Linked DNA regions of Homo sapiens: region 1 is linked to region 2. A link is a loop called in an ENCODE intact Hi-C map of the cell type or tissue named here. Cell type or tissue: heart left ventricle. All regions are shown on one strand. Each heading gives the region's core, and the rest is flanking DNA. Links, peaks and the distances in the headings are about the cores only. Region 1 overlaps ARID2 (AT-rich interaction domain 2). Region 2 overlaps ANO6 (anoctamin 6).

Region 1 (5,383 bases), core at 199-5,198, 340 kb after region 2:
CTTGAACCCAGGAGGTGGAGGTTGTGGTGAGCTGAGATTGCACCACTGCCCTCTAGCCTGGGTGACTGAGCAAGACTCTGTCTCAAAAAAAAAGAGAGACAAATTTTACTGTGTTGCCCAGGCTTGAGTGCAGTGGCTATTCACAGGTGTAGTCATAGTATATGACAGCATTGAACTCTTACTTTCAAGCAACGAACTGCCTCAGCCTCCTGAGTAGCTGAGACTACAGACATGCACCACTGTGCCTAGACTTTTTAACATGTTTTCATCTTTGATAGTGCCAATCCCATCTCATAGTTCTTTTTTACAAGGTTATTCTTTAATGTTTATTTTTCCATGTGTACTTTAGTATCAGTTTGTTCTAGTTCCAGAAAAAAAAAGCTTGTTGGTCTTTTTATGGGGGTTGCATTAAATTTATAAGTTGGAGGACTGATTTTGTGATGATACCGAGTTGACCTATCAAAGAGCAATGGAAGTCTTTCCACTTGTTCACATCTTTTTGTGTCATTCAGAGCCTAAAGTTTTCTTTATATAGGGTTTGAACATTTCTAAAGTTTATTCTTAGGGATATTGTTATTGTTGTTGCTATTGAAAATGTGGTTTTCTGTTTCATGTTTTCTTGTTATCATTTATTTATATAAAAGCTGTTGAACTTTTATATTTTCTAACCTGCTGCCTTACTAAATTGTTTTATAGTTTTGATTTTATGATTGATTTTTTTTTCTTTTTTTTAGAATTTTACCTGTATACTTGGTGTGTCATCTGCAAATAGGGATTGTTTTACTCTTCTAAGTTATGCATCAAATTACTTTCTTTTGTCTAATTGCATTGGCCAGTATATCCATGCAATGTTAATTAGTAGGGAAAATGGAAACATCTTTTCTTTGCCTTGTTGCTGACCTTAGTTTGATGCTTCTGACATTTCCTCATTAAGATACTGCCTGTTATATGTTTTGATGCAATCTTAACTATTGACTTTAATTTTAGTAATCCTGTGATATATGAAAGTATTCATCTATCTGTTTATTTAATGAGTGGTATTGTTAGACTTAGAAATCAGATTTAGTGATTTTTTTGTGTTATCTACTACAGTTTAGTATCTTTTTTTTAATCCATAGGTATTATCTATATTTAAGAGAGGGGCTAATGATGAACATTACATTTTTAAAATTCCATTTTTGCACCTTATATTTGAATATGAGTGTTTCTTATGTTCCAAGAATTTAACACAAAAATACAAGTCAGCTACAGTGCTGATAAATTTGGAGGAAAATTATCTTTCTTTTTCTATCTATGAAACAGTTTTTGCTCTTTTGTTCTTTGCTGGCCATTGATTACATTACTTGATATTTAATAATAAGGCAATAATTTAAATTATTGCTTGATTTTTATATTCTCAAGATGAGAAATAATTATTTTAGTCTTACAAGTCTTCATTATAGGTTAATGAACCCCCTAAAGAAGAAAAGCAAATTTGTACTTTAATCACAGTCAGAAATCTTATGTTTGTTTGCGTGAATCCATTTAAATTCATCAATGCTAAATTAAATGTGTTATGTTTTTACATAGTATATTTGATCCTCACAATTAATCATAATTTGGTTATTGAAAAAATCTTCCTAGTTCTGAGAATTGCTTGGAACATCCCTCCTTCTTTGGCCCCCTCTTTATAAACTATGGAGGTTAGCTTAAATGTGTGTGTTTGTGCAGGCACGTGTGTGTGTAAGCAGCACTCTTTAGAGTTTTAAGCAAACTGTTTGGTGATTTATTGATCAGTTCTTGCTCATAACCAGTCTTATAGGAATTTACCAAGCCTTACATATTTAAAGGGCTAAGTTGAAGTGGATATTAGCTATTGTATACAAACTTAATGTTTTGTAGAAGCCCAGTAGTATAGCTTTCAGCACCTGAAAATTTAGATTCCTAAAGACAGGAGCAAGAAGTGTGTAGTTAGCTATAATTGGATATGGCTACTGAATTTATTTATTGATTTGTAGTATCGTCAGTCTTAATACTAGAAAGGATTTTAAGAAGATGGTCTAGCCCTCTGCTTTCTGGAAGGGTAGAAATAAGGATACTTTTCCAGGTAGGCCTGCGTGGGGATAATTGACTTGCCTAAGATTATTACTACTGAATGATGGAAGGGAAAAGTAGAAACCAAATCAGATCTGCATTTATTACACTAACCACTCCATTCTGTTTTAAAAGGAATAATTTTAGAAGACTATCAGAGATTTCTTTGCTATATAAAACGGGGCCTTTATTTATTATTATTATTTTTGAGACAAAGTCTCACTATGTCACCCAGGCTAGAATGCAGTGGCGCAATCTCGGCTCACTGCAACCTCCACCTCCTGGGTTCAAGTGATTCTCATGTTTCAGTCTCCTGAGTAGGTGGGACTACAGGCACACAACAACATGCCTGGCTAATTTTTTTGTACGTTTAGTAGAGACAGGGTTTCGTCATTTGGCCAGGCTGTTCTCGAACTCCTGGCCTCAAGTGATCTGCCCGCCTTGGCCTCCCAAAGTGCTGGGATTACAGGCATGAGCCACTGCGCCTGGCCTGGTTTTATGTTAAGATGATTCTGCTGACTTATACTAAGAGAGAAAAAACACTTTTTACTGCAAATATTCTTTATATTAAATATTTTACTCGTAAAAACCTAAACTTACATATTTGATAAAGCTTATATATTTGATAGTTGTTTTTTTTTTTAAATAACCAAGGATACTCATTTAAAGGTTAGTCTAGTACATAATTTTTTAGATGGAGACCTCTACTGGAAGTATGAAGTAATAGATAGATTCTGGTTTGATTTTTTTTTTTTTTTCCTTTGGAGACAGGATCTTGCTCTGCCACCCAGGCTGGAGAATGAAGAGTAGTGGTGCAATCATGGTTCACTGCAGCCTCAACCTTCTTGGCTTAAGAGATCCTCCTACTTCAGCCTCCCTAGTAACTAGGACTACAGGTGTGTGCCACCATACCTGGCTGATGTGTAAAGATTTTGTAGAGACCAGGGCTTTCTGTGTTGCCCAGGATGGTTTCCAACTCCTGGCCTCAAGTGATCCTCCTGGCTTGGCCTCCCAAAGTGTTGGGATTGCAGACCTGAGCCACCCACCCAGCCTGATTCTATTACTGTAAATATCTAGACAAAGGGATGGTAGGGAGATATGTTTTAAAAACAGTCAATGTAACATATGCTAAAGTTTTTTTTTTAAGTATTTTTCTTATGAAACTTTAATAGTATACTTTTGGTTTATGATACCATGTTGAATCTTTTAAAAAGCAGACTATTAAGTTTATATTTTTTTAGCTAACATTTATTTAATTTGCCATGTGCCGGGCACTGCACCAAGTGGTAACTCATTTTCTCTTCACACCTCCCTATGACATAGATACTGTTAATATCCTGGTATTATAGATGAGAAAACAGGACAAAGGTGTTTAAGAACCTTGCCCAGGTTCACACAGTAAGTTCTGGATCTAGTATTTTTTTTTTGAGACGGAGTCTCGCTCTGTCACCCAGGCTGGAGTGCAGTGGCGCGATCGAGGCTCACTGCAAGCTCCGCCTTCCGGGTTCACGCCATTCTCCTGCCTCAGCCTCCCGAGTAGCTGGGACTACAGGCGCTCGCCACCATGCCCAGCTAATTTTTCTTTGTATTTTAGGTAGAGATGGGGTTTCACCGTGTTAGCCAGGATGTTCTCGAACTCCTGACCTTGTGATCCGCCCGCCTCAGCCTCCCAAAGTGTTGGGATTACAGGCGTGAGCCACCGTGCCCGGCTGGACCTAGTATTTAAACCTGGAATCTAGGCATATTATACTGTCTTCCCCCAATTCACATGAATATAATTTTATTAAAAAGTATTTGAAGATAAGGACTTCAAGGGAATAAAAATATGAAAATGGTTAGGGTAGTTGTGGGATTGTGGCTTTTTATTTTTATTTAAAAAATTCTTTAATGTATCTTTTTGTAATAACGTGTGTGTTGCTGTACAGTTTATAGTTTATTTTTACAAATATTTATCTCAGTGGATTTTTGCAACAACTCTAGGAAATAGGTATTATCCTCTTGTAGATCAGGGAAAAAGCCTGTAAGTACCATTGCTAGTGCAGAATTAGAGTTTAGTTTTGTGAGTTATAGTGTACTGCTCCTAGTTTACTATCAGAGTCTTGGGGTCAAGGATTTTTTTTTTTTAATGGCAATGCACTTTTTGGCATCTGATACATTGTAGCTGAACTGAATTAGGATCTCCTGTCACTTGGGGAGCTTCTTATGAACTCAGGTGGGTATGGTAGGCCTCTCAGCAAGTGGGAAATCTAATTTGGGAAATTCTGAAAGAATTGAAAATTTCTAACTTACAGAATTAATAGTATAGCATTTCATTCGTCTGTCCCTAAAGCTTAACATTTTTTTGTGTGGTTTTATTAAACAAGCATCAAGAGTCAGTTGTAGTTGTAGAATATTAATTAACATTGTGGTAAATGTGTCATTTTGTGCAATTCTATGCAGTACTTGAAGTTGTTTTTAAGTAAAATAGACACTAATGTCTCCCTATCTGTCTTCACAAGCTACAATATGAGACTAGAGAGTCTTGTGTAGGGTAAGATTTGAGAGAGTAATACAGACATGCCTGAGAGATGCTGTGGGTTTGATTCCAGACCACCACATTAATATATATGATAGTAAAATGAGAGTGAATTTTTTGGTTTCCCAGTGCACAGACAAGTTATGTTTATATTATACTGTAGTATATTAATTGTTCAGTAGCATTATGTCTCAAATAACAATGTACGGCCAGGTGTGGTGGCTCAACGCCTGTAGGCCCAGCACTTTGTGAGGCTGAGGCAGGAGGATTGCTTGAGGCCAGGAGTTTGAGACAACCTAGGCAGTCTCAAGCTGCCTAGTGAGTTTGAGACGTAGTGAGACCCTGTCTCTACAAAAGAAAATGTTTTAAGTAGCTGGTTATGATGGTGCATATCTGTGGTCCCAGATACTTGGGAGGCTGAGGTGGAAGGATTGCTTGAGCCTGGGAGGTTGAGGCTGCAGTGAGCCATGATTGTGCCACTGGACTCCATCTAGCCTGGACAATAGAATGATACCTTGTCTCAAAAAAAAGAAAACAAAAATACTTTATTGCTGAAAAGTGCTGACAATCATCTGAGTTTTCAGTGAGTCATAATCTTTTTACTGGTGAAAGGTCTTGCCTTGATATTGATGGCTGCTGACTGATCAGGGTGGTGGTTACTGAAGATTGGGGTGGATGTGGAAATTTCTTAAGACAACAATGAAGTTTGCTGCATCGATCAACTCTTTCTTTCACGAGAGGTTTCTCTGTAGCATGTAATGCTGTTTGGTAGCAAATTACCCACAGTAGAACATA
Region 2 (5,383 bases), core at 318-5,317:
TAGAAACACAGACCAATAGAAAACCCAAACATGAGTGGTTCAACTCAGGAAAACCAAACAAGAGGCTCAGCATCTGTAACTCAGAAATGAAAGCTAGTAAGAAAGACTTCTAAGATGACCTGATATGAGACGGAAGCGCCAGCTGACACAAGTAGTTGCCAGGACAGAAGTTTCATCCTGAATCTGAGCTTTGATGTGATTTAGAGCCCAGACAGAAAAAGACCTGCTTCTCTGAGGGCATGGAAAGGATTCAGCAAGAGGCGGAGGCTAGAAGTTTGGGAGGCAAAGCAAAGTATAAACAAATAGAAACCACACCCAGTGACCTTAGAGTTCGGTGTCATGAAGGGTGATGGACATGTGTGGTCCTTGGTGCTACCTGAGTCACCCCCCCCCCCCCCCCCGGAATGACTGCAAAACTGCAGATTCTGGAGCTTATCTCAGACCTTTTAGTTGGGAGCACAGGAAGCTGCACTACTCACAAGCATTCCATGTCATGCTTGTATGTGCTGAAGTGGGAACCACTGATCCAGGTGGCCTGGATAACTGAGCCAAGAGTCTACGTAATATAGGCCATATTTACACTTGGCCTCAGCCAGTGCAGCCTGTATTGCTCAACAGAAAATCCCATTCAGCAGGTTTTGATGTGTTAGGAAACGTGCTACATCCGTTACCTATTTTGAATCATTTAATCCTGACAGCAGCCCTGGGCAATGTAGGTTTTATCACCCCGTTTTATTTTTTTACCAAAGTTAACCAGCTAAGAAATAGAGTGTGGATTCAGATTCAGGGGTGTCTGAACTCATATCCCATCCACTTTCCACAGCCTCCTGCTGCCTCTCTAACATCATCAAAAAGAAAGAAGTGGGGAAAGATTGTGAGGTCAGAGACGTCTCCTGTAGTAGAGATAATTTCCCCTGAGTAAAGCTTCAGTAGCAGTCAGTGAAAAGTGAGCCCTGAGATCAATAGCAGTGGGAAACCCAGCAGAGTGAGCCGTTTGTACTGCCTGTCTTATGCTGGCTGGGTGTGCACGTGTGCACATGTGATGGAGAGGATGAGGGTCTGCCTGGTTTTCTTGCAATAACTGTCCTTAACCATCATGCGATGCCTTCTCATTGTCAGAGTTTGAAGTCCACACCCACATGTTTAATCAGCCAGTGTATCCAGATGTTAGATCTGTATTTGGAGTTGTTGTTATGCCTCTTCTGATGACTCCACAGGTAAACCACAAGCTGGCAGTTGCTTGAGGGGACAACAGTTCTCTATGCCACAGGTGCACACCTCATTTTACTGCCAACTCAGATTTCTTTTCCAGACAAATTGCCATAAAAAGGGGGGAAGCACTTAGCCACAAGGATTCTGAGATAGGGAAAAAAACATGACATAAAAAAGAGACAGTGGGTAGCTCAGCGGGGCAGTATCCACGGGTGGACAGAGCGCTGGGACGCAGTCCAGGCTGTTTTCTCCTAGCTCTGCACTATGACCTGGAGGAGGCGTTTCACTCCTCTGGTCCTTAAATGATTCAGCTTAAAATAGGAATTGGACCTATTTTATCTAAAGTCAGATTATGTCACTTTCCTACTTGGTGCCCTCCAATGGCTCCTCATTTCCCTCCGAGGAAAAAAATGCCCAGATCCTGACAGTGGTCTCTTATTCCTACCCTGCGTGCTGTCTGTGAACCATGGAGACCTGCTCCTGCCTCAGGGTCTCTGTCATCACCGTTCCCTCTGCCTGGGACTTCTTCCCCCAGGTTTCCCACTCCTTTGTCTCCTTCACATCCTTATTCAACATCATTCTGAAGGAGACCTTCACTGGCCACCTCCCTAGACACAAATGCAAGCACTCCCTGCCCTGCTTAGTTTTCTCCACAGCACTTACCACCAGCTCACATACTCTACCTTGTTTTCTCTGTTGATTTTCATACTGGCAAGACTATTTTGAATGATAAGGGGGAAATGAAAAAACAAACAACTGAAGTTAATCAAATAAAGGAACATGCCTTTTAAAAATTAAGCTGCCCATAGGGAAAAAGTAGGAGAAAAAAATAGTAGCAGCTGCAGCTTTGGTAAACCCTGGTGTGTAGTCCTATTTTTCAAAATATTTTGGAATAAGGAGGCAGAAATAAAAACAAATTTAGCATGCAAACAAAAAAATAGTTTATTGGGAAGATTACTTGTGCAGCTTTGAGATAGCAGCAAAATATTTTTATGACCTTGGCCTGATAATATTCGTTCTAATTTATAAATTGTTCTTTTTGGCAGCTGGATCATGAATCTAATTGGGCGATTTCACAGAGTTTCTGGATCAGAAAAGATAACCCCACGATGGGAACAGGACTACCATCTGCAGCCTATGGGCAAACTGGGATTATTTTATGAATATCTTGAAATGAGTAAGTTGTTAGTGAAGTTTTTAGTGATATAAAACATGTTAGAGTATGTTGTGGATACCAAAAGCATCTGTTATTGAGCCATATTAACATTTAGCATATTGAAATGAAGAAGAGTATGTTTTTCTCCACTAGATAAAATTATACAATCCAGCTTTCAGATAAGGTGGTCATGTATGTCTTTGTCAATATTTATGTTGTAAAAAGCTAGAAATTTATTACTGGGCAATGAAATGGAATATTCATTGAGGTACATCTTTACCATTAATTCTTTTTGTTTGTTTTTTTTGAGACAGAGTCTCACTCTGTAGCCCAGGCTGGAGTGTGGTGGTACAATCGTGGCTCACTGCAACCTCCACCTCCCAGGTTCAAGCAATTCTCCTGCCTCAGCCTCCTGAGTAGCCGGGATTACAGGCATGCGCCACCACACCCAGCTTATTTTTGGACTTTTAGTACTGACAGGGTTTCACCATGTTGTCCAGGCTAGTCTCAAACTCCTGGGCTCAAATGATCCACCCACCTTAGCCTTCCAAAGTGCTGGGATTACACGCATAAGCCACTGGGCCCGGCCATCTTTACCACGAATTCTTAAAGCATTCTAATCATGTTGTCTGAGAATGAACTCAGCAACTGTAATTAGATGTGATTCAGCTTGGCCTGGAGTCCGTGCAGGCACAGCTGTTGGCCGATACAGTTCTGAACTGAGTCAGTTAAGCAAGCCTGCAGGAGCATGCAGCTTCGTGGCAGGAATGGTCCCGGGATGCCCACTTTCACATCTCATGCCTGCCTTTGACAGCCTATTTCTTCTGGCCAGTGGTTTCTGCCTGGTTCCTTGAGTGACTTCATGGCTCATAACTGGCCTGAATTTGGAACCATTGTGCTGGTCTGGAATTAAGATTTAGCACAGGTCCTCTCTTTCCTAAATGCCTTGGTCCATTTTTATATTATTTGCTTGGACTCTTAATTCTTTTCAGTAGAACTTGATTTTGACCTCTCAGTTGCCTTTAAACGGAAGCATCTCAAAATAGATTTCCATAGGAAACACCACCTTTTGTATTATGCATGACACGCTTATATCTAATAGATGGCTAACAATTTACATGGTTTTTATCTGTGCCCTTTCAGCTAACCATTGCATTCAATTACAGTTTTTTTTAAGCTTAGGAGAATAGAAAAAGAAACACATCATTTTTGTTGACAGGCTTTGCATTTATGCACAGGGCTTTGCATGTTGGCAAAGACACCCCTTTGTGGTTCCTGTTTACAAGTCTGCAGTTAGAAGGTGGTTTTTATTAAATCACATTCTATATATAAAATAATTGCTTTTAAAAATATACATTATACATGGAAACACATCTGCTTCCTTCAATGAGTAAAAGGTTCATCTTGTGGCTTCTTTAGTCAACAGTACTTTGCAGCAGCCTGGAGCCTGTTTTGAATTTCATTTTTGCTTTGTTATGTTTTGTGACCAGGTTTTATTAAGGGTGTAGCTGCAGTACATATGTAGAAGCTGTCCTTAGTTAGTTATTATTCTGCTGATTTTCAGAAGGACTGTAAGACAATTACCTGTTGTTCAAAAATGAGTCATAATTGTAAATATTTCTTATTGGAACTATTAACAGCATTTTTAAAAATCCTGGGGCAGAATGTCATTTATTATTTTTAAAAAGTTATTTTTCTGTAGTTGATTAGTCAAATAAATGACATCAGAAGGGAAAGTTATATGGTCATGTGCTTTGGGGAGAAGTTGATAGGACTTTTAGAGTTTCATAGGCTCTTTAAAATAGTTATCAACCAAATAATTCTGCCTCATCCTGCCCTACAAGAAAGTATAGAATAACAGCTGTTATAGACAGATTTTTAGGTTTATTAGGTTGTTTTCCTGTTATCTAAATAGTATCTAATGACTTAGAAAACTTGATTTCTGAATTTCTGGGAGTAGGCAGTCTGTCACTGTGTGGGCAACAGGAGAGTGAAATCTGTGTTTTGTCCTTCTAGTCTGTGAGAGACATAATTTCCAAGTGCCTTTTGAATTGTTTTCATTTCCCTAGAAATAAACATTGAGTGCCTTTGGTATTGGTCTCACCACCACACAGTCCCCTCCTTCCCATTTCCCCATATTCCTTAACAACACCACCATCTACCTTTTAAATTGTGGCTCTAACTGCTTAAGGGAAACATCTTCCGGAAAGCAAGCCTCCAGGCTTGCTTGGCCTTGCACCCAGGCTCAACTCTCTTTCCTTCTTTCCTACCTGACAAGTCCTGCTGAGCCTCAGCTGGGCCCCTGAACTTTTCAGACAGCTTTGCTGCTCTTTTCTTCTAGGTGTTAGCAGCACCTGCTGCCTGCCGTGGTGGTATACGCTCTGTGCCTGCCTCTCTCCCCATTGCACCGAGCCCGATGGAGGCAGCTACTGCGTCCTCTGCTAGAGCGCCAGTGCCTGGAACCTTATACTCATAAACATTTAAGCAACTTGAACTTGGAGCTCCAACACACATATAAAACTGTTAGTTGATTTCACATTAACATCCTTCACCCACTTCTCACCAAGTTCTGTATGACCTGTTTGAGTGAAACGTTTTTTATTTAGTGAATTTCCCACCATCCTTTGAGATTATTGGAGTAACTCTGAGCTGTTAACCCAAATTGCTTCTCTAAGAGTGTTCCTGACTCCAAGTACACAGACACAGAACATAATAAACGTAGTTGTCTGTATTCAAACCTGGAAGCCATAAATACTGTTTTGTACTCAGTAATGTACTGCAGACACAGGTGTCCTGAGAACTTGATGAGGCCTTCCTGGTGGGCAAGTGCCATAAACAGAGTGCACTGAAGTGATGAGTGGGCCCTGTTTGTCTCTGGCACTGCCTCTTCCACCCTTGCCGTGGTACCTTGATCTCACTTTCATCTGTCTCCAAGTTAATTTTTTAAAATCTGCTAAAACAATGACCTTCATATATGATTTTCTCCATGTAATGAAGATCAGCTATTCTTCAGCA

The links. Hi-C counts contacts between places; a loop is a spot of excess contacts. Peaks named below come from ENCODE experiments on the same cell type or tissue, not always from the same donor. Only the 100,000 strongest peaks of a DNase experiment are listed, where the experiment ranks them.
Region 1: a loop joins it to region 2, with 2.5 times the contacts of the local background. A loop is called at or near these places in 1 of 110 quality-filtered maps.

What each region holds. Positions count from the first base shown.
Region 1 is chr12:45,743,285-45,748,667 of GRCh38, forward strand. All of the region lies in intron 3 of ARID2 (AT-rich interaction domain 2), which reads left to right. Among named protein-coding and RNA genes, the nearest start is that of ARID2, 16 kb to the left of the region's middle. In heart left ventricle, for the core only: a CTCF peak has its summit at 2,781 (motif pointing left); no DNase peak of the experiment used is centred there.
Region 2 is chr12:45,407,099-45,412,481 of GRCh38, forward strand. It overlaps ANO6 (anoctamin 6), which reads left to right. Exons shown (of 20, transcript NM_001025356.3): 16 at 2,259-2,389. All of the region lies in intron 5 of LOC105369743 (a long non-coding RNA gene), which reads right to left. Among named protein-coding and RNA genes, the nearest start is that of ANO6, 190 kb to the left of the region's middle. In heart left ventricle, for the core only: no CTCF peak of the experiment used is centred there; a DNase peak (open chromatin) is centred at 3,045; H3K27ac peaks cover 1,782 bases.